2 separate regions of the Mus musculus genome follow, and region 2 is linked to region 1. A link is a contact called in ENCODE Hi-C or POLR2A ChIA-PET data. All regions are on one chromosome and are shown on one strand. Each heading gives the region's core, a stretch centred on a gene start or an enhancer-like site at or near the end of the contact. The rest is flanking DNA. Distances are from core to core; before and after follow the strand shown. Region 1 holds the start of 1110002J07Rik (RIKEN cDNA 1110002J07 gene). Region 2 holds the start of Egr2 (early growth response 2).

What was found. A loop is a pair of places that touch in the nucleus more often than their neighbours do. ChIA-PET counts read pairs that join two places held with the same protein, here RNA polymerase II (POLR2A).
Region 2: a map of T-helper 17 cell shows a loop between it and region 1 (2.4-fold over the local background). The contact joins the promoter of Egr2 here to the promoter of 1110002J07Rik in region 1. A Hi-C loop is called at or near these places in 2 of 37 maps with a recorded cell type or tissue (Patski and T-helper 17 cell). POLR2A ChIA-PET finds 5 or more read pairs at or near these places in 1 of 5 experiments (embryonic stem cell).

The regions. Positions count from the first base shown.
Region 1 is chr10:66,916,989-66,923,600 of GRCm38, forward strand. It overlaps 1110002J07Rik (RIKEN cDNA 1110002J07 gene), which reads right to left and starts at 3,396. Exons shown (of 5, transcript NR_138561.1): 1 at 3,182-3,396; 2 at 1,391-1,401; 3 at 688-842.
Region 2 is chr10:67,532,950-67,539,561 of GRCm38, forward strand. Egr2 (early growth response 2) reads left to right here and starts at 2,550. Exons shown (of 4, transcript NM_001373983.1): 1 at 2,550-2,581; 2 at 2,684-2,789; 3 at 5,332-5,440. The coding sequence starts at 2,691. It overlaps Gm32255 (a long non-coding RNA gene), which reads right to left and starts at 3,231. Exons shown (of 4, transcript XR_380523.3): 1 at 2,305-3,231.

The sequences.
Region 1 (6,612 bases), core at 2,146-4,645:
TCATACAGACATACATGCAGGCAAAACACCAAACTGGAGTCACAGACAGTTGTGAGCTGCCATGTGGATGCTGGGAATCCAATCAAATCTGGGCCATTTGGAAGAGCATCCAGTGCTCTTAACCCCTGAGCCATCTCTCTAGCCCCTAGCCTACTTAGTTTATTATCCAATAATATATAAAAAACAATCTTTACATTTACTGTTAATCATCGCATAAAGTACACCCTTGCTAAATAATATAAAAAAGAGACCTGATGTGTAAACATGCCTTCCTTTAGAGCTGCTAGAGGTGAAGGTAAGAAGTAAAAAGATTTAAAAAGTGTTTATCATGGAACTAGAAATTATAAGTTGACTGATAAAAGAGCAGAGCCACTAACTTCTAGGACATGACTTGATTTGGAAGCTAAACACCGGTCAAGTTATTCTCCTGAAACTGACCTCCGAGTGTAACAGTTTAATATTGAAAACAATGACTGGACAACCTCTAAAGGAGCTGTCTTCCCGCCCAGCTTACAACGTGAATTTTTATGTTGTCACGTTTTGAGGCGAGGCCTCCTGTATCTCCACATTTTAGTCGCTGTTCCGTTGCTGTGACAAGACACTGAAGGCTGCAACTCTTATAACTGGGGCCTAAACTCACTTAATTAAACTCACTTAATTAAACTCACTTAATTGGGGCTGGCTTACAGTTTCAGGGGTTCAGTCCATCATCATCGTGGTGGGAGCAGGCAGGCAGCTGGCAGGCAGACATGGGGCTAGAGAAGGAGCTTGCAGCGACATCCTCATCTTCAAAGGCCACTCCCAGTGACATGCTTCCTCTAACATGGCTACACCCTCTAGTCCTGTCAAATAGCACCATTCCCTGGTGACCAAGCATTCAAATCTCTGAGCCTATGGAGTCATTCTCCTTCAAACAACCTTGAACTTCTGCTCCTCCACACCCAGGCTGTGCACTCAGGTTAAATGCAGTATTGGGGATGAATCCCAGGGTTGCATACACTCTCCCAGCCCCCAGCAACCAACTTGCAAGTTGAGTTCCGTCCTCAGATCCCATCAACTGCTTGGTTAGGCCCCAAGGTTTGTTTTTATTATTGTTATTACTACTATTGTCATTATAGTTAGGGTTGTTTAGGTTTTTGTTTTTTAGATTTGTTTAGTTTTATGTATATGAGTGCTCTTTCTGCATGTATACCTGCCTGACTGAAGAGGGCGTCAGGTCCCATTACAGATGACTGTGATTGCTGAGAATTGACCTCAGGACCTTTGGGAAAGTGGCCTGTGTTCTTAACTGCTGAGCCATCTCTCCAGCCCTATAGTTAGGGTTTCTATTTTTGCAATGAAACACCAAGACCAAAAAACAAGTTAGGAAGAAAGGATTTATTTGTCTTACCTTCCACATCACTGTTCATCATCGAAGAAAGTCAGGACAGGAACTCAAACAGGGCAGGAACCCAGAGGCAGGAGCTGATGCAGAGGCCATGGAGGGGTGCTGCTTGCTGGCTTGCTCATCATGGCTTGCTCACCTTGCTTTCTTATAGAACTCAGGACCATCAGCCCAGGGTTAGAACACAGTGGGCTGGGCCCTCCCCCACTGATCACTAACTAAGGAAATCCCCTATAGCTGGATCTCATGGAGGCATTTCCTCAATAGAAATTCCCTCCTTTCAGATGACTCTAGCTTGTGTCAAGTTGACCTAAGACTAGTTCAGGGCACTTACCAATATTTAAAAGCATAAAAAGAGAACGATGTCTACTCCACCCTAGGGACCCTCAACTCTAGTAGCAACTGGCTTGAGCTGTTTGATGAAGGATGAAGGTAAGGCATGAATGCTTTCCAACTGGGATGCAAGGTCAAATGTCATTAATTACGTCCCCTGATAATATGGCTGGCTGGTCCAAGAGGTCTGGAGTGGGGGTGGGGTGGAGGTGGAGTTAGACCTTCACACACCCAGTCACCCCAGGAATGTCAAGGATGGATCACACATAGATGAGGTGAGGAAGTCATGCCTGGAATGGTGAGGATGGATCACATATAAATCAAACTGTTAGGTCTCAAACCCAAGACAAACAGCTAACAGAGGTTACTATTACCATATCAAAGCTGACCCTGGCCACCAAGTTTTCCCACCATCCCTGAGTCTCTACCCATTCCAGGGTCCTCCTGGCTGGCATACTCCACCCCATACCCTAAACTTCTCCAGCCACGAGGCTGGACTGGGTTTTCCCTTCCCCCAGCCTCTCTGGCTCCTATACAATTCAGCCATTTCGGTTACATTATCTCTTAGCCCAGGCTACCCCTCTTTGTTAGTGTCTCCTTTCTTGCTTTCCCTGCCTCTCTCTCTCCACATAGTCCAGCTCAGTCTGGCAATGTTCACTCTGCACTCTCCCAGATGCCTCTTTTTGTCCATATTCTGTATTCTCTCTTATGTCTGTCACAAACCTTCTCCTCCACCATACCTAAGAACATCCTGAGCTCCTCCCATTTCTTTCTCTTTTTTTCCATCCATAAATCATCCCCAGAATGGTGAAGATGTGTACGGTTAGCACTCTGTCTAAATTCCATCTTACAATTACCTGGCAACAGCCAGGTAGGCCTGGCCCACTACAAAAGGGGCTGCTTGCCCCCTCCTCCCTCTCTTACTCCTTCCCGGCTTGCTTCTCTCGTGCCCTCTTGGGCTCTTCCCTTCCCCCTTCCCTTCTCCCTCTCTCCCTGTGGTCATGGCCGGCCTCTACTTCTCTGCTCTCTCTCTCTCTCTCTCTCTGCCTTTCTCTGCCTCTACTATCCACTTAACTCCTCTCCCCATGCCCTGAATAAATTCTATTCTATACAATATAATAGTATAGAATGTGGCTGGTCCTTCAGGGAGAAAGGATGCATTGGCATGGGCCCACTGAGGCACCCCCCCCTCACCACACCCCCATAGAACATGTTCTTATACCTCTTTGTCTTTTTATAATCACATTGTGTGCCACACAGATGAGGTCACCCCAGGAATGGAGGGTAGATCACATATAGATGAGGTTACCCCAGAAATGATAAGGATGTATCTCACATGGATGAGGTTACTCCAGGAATGGTGAAGATGCATCACACATCGATGAGATCACCCCAGGAATGGTGAGAATAGATCACACACCCAGTCACTCCAGGTAAGGACGAGTTACACAGAGATGAACTCACCCTGGAAATGGTGAACGTGAGCCCCCTACAGAGAGGGTTAGGGCATTTGCTGAAAATCCCTGCCACCGAGATCAGAGAAAACGGAAAAGGTTAAATACGGAAGAGACCTTCAAAGGTCACCTCCCTCTTTGCATGGAAGAGGAAGCCAAGGTCCCAGAAGGCTGCGTATCTCTCACAGAGTGCATTTACAGAAAAACCCAACCCAAGACTGCAGGCGCCTTCCACTGAAGTAACAGAAATGGGAAGGGGAAAAAAAAAAAAAAAAAAAAAACACTGAGTGAGTCAGGCGAGCGGGGGACACGGTCTCCCTTCCCCCTACCTCGGGGTGGTGGCAGGCAGCCAACTGGAGCTTGCTGCATATTTAATTTAAACCTTTGTCTGCCCTGGCAAGGACAAAGTACAATCTGTTTTATGTAAAAAGTCTTCCCTGAGGAAAGCCTCAGCCTCCAGCTGCGAAACTGATTGATGTTCTTAACTCCTCCCCCCCCCCCCCCCAGCCTCTGTGGGGATCCGAGGTTGCAGTTTCCAAAAAAAGAGTTGGGGGGGGGGGGAGGAAAGCACTCCAAACAAACAAGCAAAACAAAATTTCTTGCTTTTATTGTGTTACTCTCAATCTAGGAGAATTAGCCTGAAACTAGAGGGAGAAGCCTACAAATAAAGCCTATATTTTACAAGCCGATTTCAGAGCCCCAGATGGGAGGGGCTGGGACAGCAAGCTGCCGCGGGAGGCTGGAGTCTCGTCTAGGAGCTTTGTCTACAAGCTCCTTCTGCCTTGCCTTAGATGGCCTAATCTAATCAATACAGATACCAAAACGTCCTAAAGATGCCTTAAAGTGAAGCCTTCGTGTCAAGGAACATCACCGTTGGAAATGGTCACCGAACGTGAGATGGAGATTAGGAGTCACCTTGTTTTGAGAGCTCTGTGGATTTCCGGGTAGCCTGTTTCAGAGACCCTGATTTGGGAGATCATATGTCTTGCAAAACCAAGGCGTGCATTGTTGCAACTCAGTTTGGGGTCACCTCCAAGTGTTCCTGGACCTTCTAGACTTCTGCCTTAGACTGAAGCACTTAGTGACCTCAGTCTCAGCTGGCGCTCAGTGTTCAAAGGTTAGCGTCGAGGTGCGCTGAGGAGACCCAAAGGGGGCGGAACCACCCTGCATAGCATTAGACTTTTAACTCTGCTCCCGCCCTCGGTCCCCTGTATCAGATTGGTTGGAAGGAGAGCGTGGGTTAAGGGGGCATGGACCTGCCTTCCCCTTTCTGGTTCAGGAGCCAAACTTCATCTTGGAGTCAGAACAAAGCCATGGCCGGATCACACTAAGGAGCTCCAGCCTGTTTTGGGACAGAGCCAGGACCCAGAAACCATTGCCATGAGCCACCAGCTGGCTGCGGTCCCGGAAAACTTGTGCAGCTGCCGCACAGGCCAGACTGGGCCTGCACACTGTCACAGTGCCAGGCCCTCCATTAAGGCCCCCGTCTCCGCTCACACCCAACTTGCCCCGCGTACTTTGGCATCCTCCTGCCTTGAGGTGTGCCCTGGGATTACAGGGGAGACTTCAGAACCACCGAGTGACCTGCCTCCTCTTATCTTTCTGGGAATTACACAGTTGTTCTGGAACCCCTTGGAGAGGTCAAGGTAGATGGCTCCAGTCGCTGGTCTGATGAAAATGGAGGATTGAATCATTTCCCTTAACTCTGTGTGGTCTAATTTAAGTGCCTGTCATTAGTACTTCTAAGGAGAACACAGGCGCCCTAGCCCTGAAAACTGAAATCCCTCTCCGAAGGCCCTAATGATGGGGACAAAAAAAAAATCAATGAATGGCCACATTCACAGCTGTTTCCAGAAGTGTTTCCTGCTTTCTTGGACATTAAGCTCCAGTAATAAAGTTAACAACAGTACAATCATCCCGAGAAAAGGTCAAAGAAGAGGAAAATCTGTTTTGAAAAAAGATCCTGCCATCTCTTCCACACACCCGAGATTATCTCGCCATGCAGTGAGTGATTTCTCCGGGTAAACGTTCCCATTGACCCTCAGTGAGATGATCTGAAAGATCTGGCTTTTGCCCCAGTTGTATGAGTCCCTCTCCTGCTTGAGTATAAGCCTCCAGAAATCTGACAGACTGTAACAAGTCCGTCTTTAAAGGATTTGTGTGTGTGTGTGTCTCATGAGCACACACAGGTTAGAGTACATACACGAAGGTGCCAGCAGAGACCAGAAGAGTGCCAGGCAGTTGTGAGCCTCCAGACATGGGTGCTAGGAAATGAACTTTGGTCTTTGGCAAGAGTTCTTCTTAACCACGGAGCCATCTCTCCAGCTCCCCAAAGCTGCCTTTCGAATCCCTTATCATCAGGCAAAGGTCTACAGGCGTTCAATAAGCCTGGGTCTTAAGCATCTTTCCTGATATAGGAAACAGGGCAGGATGCCACAGTGGGGTCAGTGACCTAGAGTCCCTGTGGAGGGTGACCCAGTAGTGCTGAAGCTGTAAGGACAAGAAAGACTTCCAGGAAGCTGGCAGCGAAGGGGAAACGGTGGCTATGTTGCTTAGTGAAGTGATAAGCACACGTTAGCAAGTGTGCTGAATTCAGAGGGCTGTGTGGATTAACTATCTGGGAATGTTTCTGGGAGGGGGTGGGGGGTGGGGGCAGTAACTGTTGAGCTCAAACTTAAAAGATGGGCAGGCTTTGGTGATGGCAGAAATGGAGCGGGCAGACTCGTAGCAAGATGCATCCCGGAAGACGTATGACTCCTCCGGATACTGAGATGGGACAGTGCAGGGCGTGTTTGGAGCACAGAGGGTCCTCTGGAACAGCTGGGGTGCACAGGATAACATAGGGAGTGACAGGAGCTAGATTGAGGGGTCACATCAGACGAGATGGTGATTGTTCTGGAAAACGAACCCCCTGGATTCCATCCTAGAGGCAAAGCCGAGACACGTGGAGAATCTTAAGCAACCGACAAGGTCAAGGGATTTAAGTTAGTGTGTACGGCAAACGAAAGGTCTGCAGAAGTCTGGAGTTCACTCCGGATGGATGAACAAGCCTATTGTCCTATTGTCCAGTTGAACCTCCTACAGGACTGGCAGGTTTTCTCCACCCCAACCAGATAAACCCCAATTCTCCTCAAGCCCCCAAATTCAAATCTTGAGAGCTGGAAATCTTCCTTTCCCAGACAACTCCTCCAAAACAATTAACACTTGGCTCAGACTGTCTGGTACCCTAATGTCTGTCTAGAGTCAGCAGCGATAAACTGTTTCTCACACTCTCCCCAGAAGGAGTGTGAAGAAAGGCCAAACCCTACCCCTGGAACACAGTTCGCCATATTCCAGTAGAGACCTTGCCTCAGATTATGGAACAAGCTAGATTATAGAAGACTTCTTGTCTAGTGACATTTGTTTCCTAAACTTCTACAATAAAGCCTGTTTTCAAACCTA
Region 2 (6,612 bases), core at 1,300-3,799, 620 kb after region 1:
GTGCAAATAGTTAACAGCCATTTGCCTGCTCATCTGGTTTTCAAAAGCCAGGTTTAGTAAAGTGATCTGTACGTTTGACAGGATGTCTCTCTGCTGCCCTGACGCATGCTTTCATTTTATACGGGACAAAGCTCACACTCTCGTTTTCTTATTGACCGCCGAGGAATGTACTTCATTCCAGGATTGAAGCCTTTTAGGATGCTCACAAGACCGTTGCCTGTATTTGCTCTCCTTGGCCCCAATGCCAGGCATGGAAGATGATCTGGAAATCTCTACCCACACTGGACTTTCTCTTCACAAATGTACCTTGCTTTCTCCTGCCCCAAGGCCCGTCCTATACCTACATTCTCCCCGAAACCTTCTTTCCAGAGATCATACCCCCCCACCCCCAATCCTTGCATGTCCTTCAGATCTGTGACAGGTGAGGTCCTCAGCTGGATATTTTGTTTTGTTGGGAGCAAACACAGCCACCGTGATGGTGCCTTTGAGTGATGTGCTGGACAAACTCGGTGGGATTCGGAGCTGGACCTGGGTCTAGGTACCATCATATCCCTCAGAGTGTAGCACATGCTGGAATCACGGTTGATCATCAAGAAATAGTTTTAAGACTCTGCCCATCCACTGCTTGAACCAGTACTGATACATCTCTGAAATATGGTCCTAAGGGTCTTGTCCATATTATCTATGCCACTGGGATGTCATTAACTTTGGCTCCACAGCTCTGTCAGGCATAGCATGAGCTCAGCTAAAACCCATAGGTCCTCAAGTTTGTCCTGAGATACTAGGTGTGGGGAGCTATTTGTCAGTTAGCATTTGTCTGGTTTTTAAAGGCCACGTGCTTTGTGCCATCAGAATTGCAGATCTGGTCCTTGCTTGCGTCTATGGTTAAGGGGGATGCTAACCTTGGCTGCATCTCCCATTCTCCACCAGCAGTCGCAGGTGGGAGGAAAATGACATCACATGTGAAGATATCCAAACACGTTTCTTGGCACATCAAAATGCATGTGGTAAATCATTTGACGTGTCTCTTGAGTAACCATCATCCTGTTAACACACTTTGTAGAACAGCTACGAGACCGACCGAAAGAAAGTCCAAAACCACCCTGACAAGGCATTCCTTAGGACCTTCTAGCCATCTCCCAACTGCCCACAGTGCTACTTTACCCTCATCCCAGGCAGCCTGCATCAAAGGAATCTCCTGGGTTTTTTTTGACCTCCTCTGGAAAAAGCAAATGAGTCTGGCAGCAAATTGTTCCTGACTTGATATCTTTTGGAGTGTCTTATTCACATGTAGTGACAACTCTCTCTCTCTCTCTCTCTCTCTCTCTCTCTCTCTCTCTCTCTCTCTCTCGTCATTTGTTTGTTGCATTTTTATCTAAACACTAACAGTTCAAATGCTCCAAAGTAGGGAATCCTGGTCTCACCTTGGTATTCCACTCCCACATCTCAGGGTTCTTCCTCTCCGTAGAACAGAATCACACCCCCTGCCTTCCTCTTACCCCTCCTTGCCTCCAGGAAGGATACCATGGGGTTGGGTTCTCTTAAGACAGCAGCATTAATATGCTTGGTCATTCCTTCCCTGGAACAGGTCTGCAGAGTCGCTACATTGGAATTCTCCCTCTCCCTGAAGGGGTCTGTCTGTAACAGCCCCCTCTCTCTTGCCTTGTAGCCACCCTCTACTACCACCTCAGCTTCACTTTCCTCTGAAATGCCAAAGCAAGATGAAATTGATGAAGTCGGCGTGTTCTTCCCTAATGGGGTGAGCCAGGCTTTCTGAGCACCCCGCATAGTGACCAGGGCAAGGGACTTGGATCCTGAAGACCGGGCAGCAGATTTGAACTGGACCACCAATCACCAGCTGCGAGACTTTAGGCAAGTTCTTTTAGCTTTCCTGAACTTATCTGTCTAAGCTCGCTGGGGCTGGCTTGAAATATGTGCTCTTGATTTTGTTCCATTATCTACGCTGACTACATTTAAAGGTTTGTACTTTTTTTTTAAAGGGGGGAGGAAGAAAGTGGGGTATGGGGGGGTAAGTAAGGCTATCAAAGACTGGTTCTCCTCCGATGTTCTGGAAAGGCTGAGAGAGGGACTGGCCCCGGGCATCCTTCAGAGCCTGGCCTGCCTCGGGGCAGCTAGCCTCTATTAGCACCTGCCTCCCCTCCCCCATGTTTAGCCATAGCTGGGTCCAGCGAAGCTCTTAAGGGTAGGTGAGAGAGTTCTTGGAAGGCTCAGCTTCCACAGGGTTCCCCCCCACCCCTCTCCCCCTTTCTAGACTCCTTGATGGTATGGAACCACTTCTCTTACCCCCACTGTCCTCCTCTGCGAAGGTTGGTAGCGGCAATCCGCCAGCTTCCCGCGCTCCAGTCAGTTCTACCATCATCGGGCGTCTTGCCCTGGGCTGGCTTCCCTGCTCCCCATTCTCTCCGCCGCCCGGGAGCTCCCCCTCGGGGCGGCGCGAGGCGGCAGCCTGCGGGGTTGGCGACAGCGCGGGGGAGAGGGGCGGCTGCTGCAATCCTCCCGCCCACGTGCACCGACGGCAGCGAAGCGCCAGCAGTCGCCAGGGCCCGCGCCTCCCGCGCGGGTGGGTGCTTCACCTCTGGGGCTGGTGGGGGACCCGTAACCTGAGTCCCACCGCCGGGACCTCTATTTGCATAACCCGACCCCCCATTTCTTCCCTACCCAGGCTGGAGATGAGAGTCGGGCTCCCCACCGAGGCGTCGTCTTGCCTGTGGTCAGCGCGGGGGCCGCGGGACTGGCCGGAGCGCAGGCGGAGCGGGCTGGCGCACGTGGTAAGAGCACCACTATTTCTTCCTTTTCTCCCCCCTCTCCCTTCGAAACAGGGCTTTGCAGGGTTTTTAAGAGGGTGGGATACCCACAGAGGTTTCGCTGAGCGTTCTCTCCTGTCCCCTTTGAATTTGATCCCCAATTGGAAAGGAGATCGCGCGCAGAGCACGATCGAGAAACTTTCCCAGATAATGCTTTTGGGCGTTTGAAGTAATGGCGAGGACCATTCCCGGGAGAACAACTTTCACGGTTGGCACGAGGAGAACAGCGCTGCTCAGAGAGCGGCGACAAGCCGGCTCCTGGTGGCACTGGGGCTCCCCTGACCACCGTACTCCAATAGGGCAGGAGCCGGCGCGCTGCGGCCGCGGGCATCGCAGGTGATGGGCGGGAGAGCGCCTGCAGCGCCGCGCTCCCTCCACGGCGTGGCGCCGTGGCTCCTGCCCGCTGGGGATCCTCGCTGCTCCGGGTAGCGTGGGTCAAGAAAGAGAACAGCCTAGCCCGGTCTGAATCCCTTTTCTGCGGGACTTTGAAGCTGAGAAGGGCAGGGCAGTTTCCCAGCTTGCGTCTGCTATCCCAGGCTACGTAGATCCCGGAGCCTCGGGCTTGGGTACCCTGCAGTAGCCAGAGCGCATCGGAAGAGGGCTGGGCGCGTGGGGAAGGTGGGAACCGAGTGTCCGGAGGGCCAGCAGTTTTAGCTCTCTTAAAAGTTTTTGGTCATTTAGCAGGAAGCTTTCTCCTGGAAGGGCTTGTTTATTTATTGACTTATTTATTTGCCGGGGAAAACACGTGTGGGGGCCATGGCTACCAGAAACTGTGCCATTTGTTGTCACTCAGCGCAGAGGAAGCTCTAAGCAAGGGCGTGGGGGGGGGGCTATTCCTGGGGTAGACCTTAGGCGCGGGTGGTAGGATGCACCCCTCCCCGTGGGGGGGGTGCGGGGGGTTGGTGAGTTGTGAAGATGAAGGCAGTGTCTTCCTAGGATATCCTGACTGTCGCCAGGCAGGCAGGCGCACACACGCGCGCTGTCAAGAGGGAGGAGGTGTGTAGTGTGTAGCGTAAGGTGTGTTGAGTGGGTTTGTAAGAGGGCAGCGGAGGAGGGAGAGTGTGTAGCGGAAGTGGAGCGAGCGTGGTGTGTGTGTGTGTGTGTGTGTGTGTGTGTGTGTGTGTGTATGCGCATCGGGCAGGGTGAGTGTCCAAGCCTCCATCTGGTCGCCCCCACGCAGCGGACCGCCCAGACACGCCGGGAAGGGCGCCCGCTCTGAGCAGCAGCTGGAGGGGAGGGGGCGGGGAGAGCGCGGGCAGAGGGAGGGGGCGCCTCCGGCCGAGGATCTTTCTCCCCGAAGCTCCCGCAGCCCTTCTGCTCCATTCTCTACCCTAACCCCTACCCTCAAGTTACCTAAAAATACTTAAACAAACAAACAGCCCAGACCTGTTCCGTTTTCACTCCTGTATAAATAGCACAGACTTTCCAAAAAAGCAAGACCGCATTTACTCTTATCACCAGACACTACTTTCCACCGTGTAATTCAGAAAAAGGCAGTCAGCTTCCGTGAGTGCGGGTAATTTTTTTCTCTCTCTCTTTTTTTCTCTGTCTCTCTCTCTCTTTTTTTCTTTTGCTTGCGGTTTTGAGCTGCCAAGAAAGTGAAGGAGGGGTTTGACTGTAGTGTCTCGGCAGCGCTCGGTTTTCTTTCCGAAGTTTAATTTTCCGGAATGGCTCCCAAACAAGGGCCGGGGAGGCGGAGCCGCCACTACCGGATCTTCTCCTTTTTTGGAAAGTCTCGGAGAACCGGAATTCCTCCCCGCCCCAAGAGACAGAGCTACCAGCGCGGCCGCCGTGGGTGAACTCACGGCGGCCGCGCTAGGGTCGGTGCTCGCGCCTTCTTCCCGCTGAACTCTGCAGTCCGGAGTCCCCGCTGCAGGCAGGGGCCGAGAGCCCCAGACCCGGGTGGTTGTCCACCGGCTGCAAATCGTTCCTGGCGAGCTCAGCGGAGCCCGCGCAGCCAAGCCCGTATGCAAATTGGCCATGTGACGGCAAAAGCTGCCAGGCCCAGCCCTGTTCCTCAGTCCATATATGGGCAGCGACGTCACGGGTATTGAAGACCTGCCCATAAATACTCCGAGCCTAACACTTTCCGTCTGAGAGAGCAGCGATTGATTAATAGCTGGGCGAGGGGACACACTGACTGTTATAATAACACTACACCAGCAACTCCTGGCTCCCCAACAGCCGGATCACAGGCAGGAGAGAGTCAGTGACGGATAGACTTTTTTTTTTCTTTAAGAAGCCAACAACTTGGTTGCTAGTTTTATTTCTGTTAATTTTTTTCTTTTTTTTGGTGTGTGTGGATGTGTTGTGGTGGTCTTTTCTAAGTGTGGAGGGCAAAAGGAGATACCATCCTAGGCTCAGTTCAACCCCTCTCCAAAAAAAACGGCTTCTCTGGCGCTCCAGGTAGCGAGGGAGTTGGGTCTCCAGGTTGTGCGAGGAGCAAATGATGACCGCCAAGGCCGTAGACAAAATCCCAGTAACTCTCAGTGGTTTTATGCACCAGCTGCCTGACAGCCTCTACCCGGTGGAAGACCTCGCCGCCTCGTCGGTGACCATCTTCCCCAATGGTGAACTGGGAGGCCCCTTTGACCAGATGAACGGAGTGGCGGGAGGTAAGCCGCGTGTCTTCTTCGGAGCTTGTGGGTGGGGAGCGGTGGGTGTGGGGGGGCTTGGAGGGGAGAATGGGGACTTGAGGTGGACGGCGCTGACCACACTGGCTCTGAAGACTGGAAGTAGGCGCAGGGGGAGCGGAAAAAGATAGACTAGGGCTGCCTGGCCGTGCGCGCCAGCAGATGCACCTGGTCACCAAAAGCCACCCGCATGCCTGTAGCTCCGGGCGCGCCCAGCTTTGGCTAGGCGCAGGGTTGAAGCATCATCTCCTGGTCCTTGAAGCAGGTCCATCAGCCGGACTCTGCGCTACTGGGCTAGGGTCAAAGAGATGGGAAAGTTCATCAGTCGGGTTAGAGCTGCGCGTCTGGAGAGCTCAGTGTCAGGGGAGCGCTTAGGGAGCGCGCGGGCAGCGCTCTCTGGGCAGAGCCCACTCCCGGAGGATCTCCCGAGCGCGTTGTCCTTCTGGGGTGGCTGGGAGGCACCACCCAACTTGCGCATCGCCCCAAAGTGAACAGGGTTAACAAGCCGAGGCGGCGGAGCAGGGCAAGTAACAGCGAGAAGCGGCAAGGAGAATGCCTAGGGAGGCCCGCGCTGGCACCGGTGTGCGCCGGTTCCTTGGCGATGCTGTGTAAAGTCGTCTTCCTCAGCCCCCGCGCCTTCCTAGAAGCGCAGCCTCTTAGTCTTAGGCTAAGACAGGGATGCGCGGGTGTCCGGCTTGGCCGAGGATGTTGGGAGGGAAGGGAACCCTAGACTCCTTCCTCCGCTGCCCGGGTTCACACTGGCAGTCTTCAGCTGAAGCGCAGCGGGAGAGGGAGGGGGAGGTGGCACCAGGAATTAGCTTCAAGAACATCACCCACCCACTTATCCATTCTGGGGTTCCCCTCTCTCGCGGCTGGCACCTTCTCTGTACCGCCTGGGATTGATTGGTCGGCTCTTTTTATTGGTGTCTGTATGGTTGCCTCGGCGGTAAGACCACAAGGCAAAGGAGTGGGAGAGAAGTCAGAGGCAGATGGGAAATTGTTTGATATTGTTGCTGCTATTGGGTGTTTTTATTGGGAACTAGAGTCACAGATGGCCGGGAGATGGAAGCAGGAAGGGGCATGCCCTGCTTCTTGGAGATACAGTTTTTGAGTTCCAGACTCTGCCTAACTTCTTACTGTCTCTCCAGGCCTCA